Regions from separate parts of the Mus musculus genome. Here region 2 is linked to region 1. A link is a contact called in ENCODE Hi-C or POLR2A ChIA-PET data. All regions are on one chromosome and are shown on one strand. The core of a region is the stretch at or near the end of the contact, and the rest is flanking DNA. Distances in the headings are between cores, read along the strand shown.

Evidence for each region. A loop is a pair of places that touch in the nucleus more often than their neighbours do. ChIA-PET counts read pairs that join two places held with the same protein, here RNA polymerase II (POLR2A).
Region 2: a map of heart shows a loop between it and region 1 (2.2-fold over the local background). The contact joins the promoter of Mlkl here to the promoter of Rfwd3 in region 1. A Hi-C loop is called at or near these places in 1 of 37 maps with a recorded cell type or tissue (heart). POLR2A ChIA-PET finds 5 or more read pairs at or near these places in 1 of 5 experiments (Patski).

The regions. Positions count from the first base shown.
Region 1 is chr8:111,298,819-111,301,518 of GRCm38, forward strand. Rfwd3 (ring finger and WD repeat domain 3) reads right to left here and starts at 1,404. Exons shown (of 13, transcript NM_146218.4): 1 at 1,317-1,404. The coding sequence starts at 1,362.
Region 2 is chr8:111,336,861-111,339,560 of GRCm38, forward strand. It overlaps Mlkl (mixed lineage kinase domain-like), which reads right to left and starts at 1,345. Exons shown (of 11, transcript NM_029005.3): 1 at 964-1,345.

The sequences.
Region 1 (2,700 bases), core at 154-2,653:
CATGTCTAGAGAGCAACCAGTTCTGATTTCAACTAGAAGGTAACAGCAGTGAAGTTCACACAGCATCCATTGACTGTCACTGCTGGTGCTAAATAATACTGATCGTGTCTTCCACTTCTCAAAAACACAAGGAAAAAAAGTCCAAAATGATAAACCAAAAGCTACAATCAAGAATATACCAGGAGCTGTTCACTACTAAAACTCTAGCAGACTTCTAGAAAAGAATCTTATCAATTTTAAATTTTTATGCAAAAAAGGTGATAGGCTTTAAAAATTAAGCTCTTCACTACTCAAAAATATGTGAACTGATGCTTTTAATATGGCTCTAAAGTTTAACGACATCCTCACAAGAATTATCTTTTAAAAATAGCTCCCCCCCCCCATACTCCTTGCATATTTCCTCAAAACTGTAATTCCATCATTAGAGAGAGAGAGGAGGATTGCCTCAAGTTTGAGAGCAGTCCGGATTCCAGAGGGGGACTGTCACAAATAAGCATGCCTAAGTTAGGTCTAGATGCACTTAACTGTCCTCTCTGAACAGTGCTTCTTACAGGCTGCTATTTAAAGTTTACAATTTAGTTCCTCAATCACACACACACACACACACACACACACATCCAAAAACAAAACACGTTCCCCAAATCCTGGGCTCGTGCTCGTATGAGCCCCTTCTTTAAGTGACACAAACGCTAGTCCGATGGCCCCGAAAAGTCAGCGGCCCTCAGACCGTGAACTCCACCTCTGCCCCCCACCCTTGCTAAGCTTTGGTTTCGATAAACACAGAAGGCGGGAGCGACGGCTGCCCCAATAAACAGGTCGCCGGGAGCCCGCGGGGATTCAGTCAGACCCGGGTTCGTATCCAGGCTCGCCCTGTTAGTAGCTGCGGAACCAAAGTTAAGTTTCCTAACCTGTCTGCCCACGCCCGCCTCCCCGCAGGAAGAGGAGAATGAAAATATCCTTCGGTCGCAGTTCCGCTGCGGTGATAAAAGTTAAAACAGCGAGCGACAAGGGTCAAAGAGTCAGTCACCGGGGCTCGACCCGCGCGGGAAGCACCCGGAGAACGACTCCGTGGAGGGTCCGCAATCGGTGCGAGCCGAGCCCCGTCTCAGCTCCTCCCGAGCTCTCCCCCACCCCCCATTCCTCAGGAAAGGAGGAGGAAGAAGGTCGAGGTCCTCAGGCCGGACCGAAGGAGACCGCCGAGCTCCCAGCGCGCCCTCCGCCCACCTCGCTGGGCCCCGTGAGCAGCCGCAGAGCAAGGGACCACCACCCGCATCCAGAGGCCCCCAGGGCGGAGAAGAAGCAGGGAGCAGCCTCACCTGAGGGGACCAAGTCGGACGCCTGGCCGACCGCGACTTCGGCCATCGTTACCGCGCATCCCCTACTGCGCACCCGCTCCGCCCGCGCCCAGCAGCTCTTCTGGACCCTGAGGCGCCCCCGCTGGAGCCGCGGCTCGGCGAGCTCCTATTGGCCAGCCACTGCGGACGGCGACCAATCTCTTCTCTTCTTCTTCCGTCGGTCGCCGCCAGCTGAAATAGTGGCGCCCTCATTGGTCAGCCTTTGATACATTTCTGGGCGAGAACCTCCGGCCAAGGCGCCTCCTGCAATTGGTAGTCGTGCGGAGTCCGCCATCTCGCGCCCCTTCCTTTGAACTGTTCGGCGGGAAGAAGCCCTGAGGAAGAGAGTTGGTTTTTTTTTTTTTTTTTTTCCCCTTCCTCTTCTACTGAGAGTGAAAAATGTTAAAAGTGGCCGGGCGGTGATGGCTCACGCCTTTAATCTCAGGGAGGCAGAGGCCAGCCTGGTCTACAAAGTGAGTTCCAGGACAGCCAGGGCTATACAGAGAAACCCTGTCTCGAAAAACCAAAAAAAGAAAAGAAAATAAAGAAAGAAAGAAAATGTTAAAAGTGACTTCCCGGGGGCTGGGGAGATGGCTCAGTGGTTAAGAGCACTGACTGCTCTTTCAGAGGTTCTGAGTTCAAGTCCCAGCAACCACATGGTGGCTCACAACCACCTGTAATGGGATCAGATGCCCTCTTCTGGTGTGTCTGAAGACAGCAACAGTGTACTCATATACATAAAATAAATAAATAATTCTTTAAAAGTGACTTCCCCTGCTTCTTCCTAAGGTTTTATTAAAGAGTTTATCGATGATTTTAAAAGTTTGTCCCCAGAGTTCCAGAGCCTGTAGAGTCTCTCATTGGGTTGAGCAACTTGTCCGCAATGGTCGGAAAAAAAAATTTTTTTTTTAAATCTTGCACAATGTCTTCAACTTGAAAACTACTATGATAAATGGCTTGGAAATATAAATTGTCACGTAAGATTTTCCAAACATGTTTCTGAAGAAGGAAATCTTACTTAAAGGTCTTTAAACAAACAAACAAACAAACAAACAACCCAAAAGCCCTCTTCACAGTGCTGAGGGGATGGCTCAGTGGTTAACATCACTGTAATGCTCTTCCAAAAGTCCTGAGTTCAATTCCCAGGAACATGGTGGTTCACAAACATCAGTGGGATCTGGTGCCCTCTACTGGTGTGTCTGAGGACAGCAACCGTGTACTCATATACAGAAAATAAGTAAGTGCTGGGAACGGAGCCTGGGGACTAGCAGCCAGTTTTCTACCTGTGAGCCACTTCTTCAGTTCCCCGTGTACCGACAGTTATCCTTTCCCTTTTCTTGCTATCAGAACAAGCTGCTGCTGGTGT
Region 2 (2,700 bases), core at 95-2,594, 38 kb after region 1:
TGCCCTCTTCTGGTGTGTCTGAGGATAGCAACAGTGTACTCACATAAAACAAATTAAATAAATCTAAATCTTACCAAAAAAAAAAAAAAAAAAGTGAAAAAGCAGCCAAACTGAAATCAAGCATGTGAGTAATTAGTTTTCCTTGTCCCCAGGATTCCTGGGCAGGAGGCACAGGCATTAATGTCAGAGTACTCTTTAATGGCTGAGCCATCTCTCTAGCCTGTCAGGACGCTCTTAGAGAAAAATCAATGGATCTCGGGGCCCAGCCATTCCCAGATGGTGAGCCCAAGTCGTCAAGGCTCTTTCTTGGATGTCTGAGAGCAAAGGAGAAAAATCTGGAAGCACTACTAAATATATTAATTACTCATATCCTCCCCCCCCCCCCCAGCCTGGACTATACAGTGAGTTCCAGGCCAGCCAGAGCTACACAGTGAGATCCTGTTTCGATAAACAAATAAATAAATAGTCTAAAAAAAATCAGATGCCCTTTAAAAAAAAAACTTTACGTTAGATTATTCGTGAAATGGGCCCCAGAAAAGGAAGAGGGCGTTCATAGTTAAGAACTGGAATCCCGCTGAGTAATGGTGGAGCATACATGCCCTTAGTCTCAGCACTTGGCAATCAAGAGGCAGGCAGATCTCTGAGATCATGTCCGGCCTGGTCTACGGAACAAGTTCCAAGTTCCAGTGCAGCCTGAGCCACCCAGAGAAACCCTGTCCTGAGTCCCCGCTTCCCCCACCCCTACCCCAAACCCCCGTAATCGTCTGTGCTGGAAATTAATTGTCCTACTGACTACCCATCTACTCTACGACTTGGGCACCTCGGGGCGGGTCCCCAGTCCCCACCTTTTGCCTTTCCTCGAATGCCATTCCTCGATCTCCATCCTCCTTGGGCAAAAAAAGGTCAGCAGAGATCTCAGCAGAATAACAGCCCAATTTAGTTAGGGAATCGAAACCAACTCACCCTAAGTTCCAGGAAGTCCAATCTGTGATTCTGGGATTCTCCTGCTTCCTCCTGCCGCGCTACAGCTCACTGGATTCTACGTGATCTCCGAGGGGCGCTCGTCCGGTCTATCCTGCGCTCAGTTCCTGTAGGATCATCAGTCTCCCGCCGCTCCCGGACCGCGGTCTTCTGCCTCGTTGACAATGCACGCCAGGTCGGAGCAGGTCCCCGGTGTCCTGAGTCCCCTCCCTTGGTGCAACCTTAAAGCTCTCGCCTCTCGGAGGAACTCCGCACCAGCCGCGGTTCCCGCCTAAAGTCAAATTTGGGCCAACGCAGCAATGCTCCAGCAGAGTCCTCAAAACCAACCTGTCCGACAGCTATTTCTGTCCAGAGTTCTGCTCCGGAAGCCGCGGCCAGTTTGACACGCCTTCCCCCGGCTTTCTACTCCTACTGGAGATATGCCAGCTTCCCACACCCGCTCTCTGGACAGCTCCCAGTTGAAGCCCCTAGTTGGCTGATTCTTTCCCCAAATCCATTAAATAGTTACTCTTCCCAGGTTCTCTGTTTGAGGTCTTGAATTTGGGGGTTGAGAAAATAAGGTTGCAGAGAGCCCTGATAGCCAGTGTAAGGGATAGCCTGGAACTTCAGCATAATTAAAAAAAAAAAAAAAGAAAGAAAAAGAAAAAGAAAACGAAAGTGAGGCGGATGTCCTGAGTCATTTTCCTCTCTCGAGGCAAAAGGCCTTGTCCTCTGACTTCAACGTGTGCACTGGCCCTGGCACGCAAACGCATGCATACCACACCGGTAAATACATAAAAATGGAGGTAACCCGTAGAAGTGCTGAGGCGGTTCCTTTAGCTGCTTTGTGTTGAATAATCCTGGGGCAGGGGATGGAGAGTAATGGAGGAAGTTTAAGGGAGTGTGAAGTTACCCAAGTAGGGGTCAGTTCCTTTTTTTCCCCTTCTAAGGTCATCTCCAAACTTTGTTATTTTTCAAGATGAGTTTATTATTTGTCAGTTATACCCCCAGTTAGCTAGTATAAGAAATAACCTTTCATTAGCTAGTTGGTGGTGGCACAGACCTTGAGTCCCAGCACTCAGGATCTCTGTGAGTTCGAGGCCAACCTAGTTTACAAATCCAGTTCCAAGAGCGCTAAAGCTCTACACACACACACACACACACACACACACACACACACACTCAGATATATGTTGAGATATATATCTCAAAAATAAAACTAAAACAAAATTTAAAAAGAGGAAGGAAAGAAAGAAGAAAATGCCGTTGGCTGACTCATGCTATATAGCTGGGAAAGAATAGAAATAAATTGTATGGGGAGACATTTTACTTTGAGGCAACATAGTTCAGGGATGTCTGGGGGGCTTAGTTTACCTGTTTTCTCACTTCTTTTCTTTATTAAAGATTTATTTATTTTATATTATGTGAGTACACTGTCATTGTCTTCAGACATACCAGAAGAGGGCATCAGAACCCATTACAGATGGTTGTGAGCCACCATGTGGTTGCTGGGACTTGAACTCATAACCTGTGGAAGAGCAGTCAGTGCTCTTAACCACTGAGCCATTGCACCTGCTCCATTTTCTCTCTCTCTCTTTTTTTTTTTTTTTTGCCCTTTCTCCCCACAGACATTCCCCACAAGATCTCATGTAGCCCAGGCTGGCATGGAATTCACTGTGTAGCCAAGAGTGTTCTTAGACTGTTGGTCCTCCAGCCTCCCCTCCTTCATCCTGGGATAAC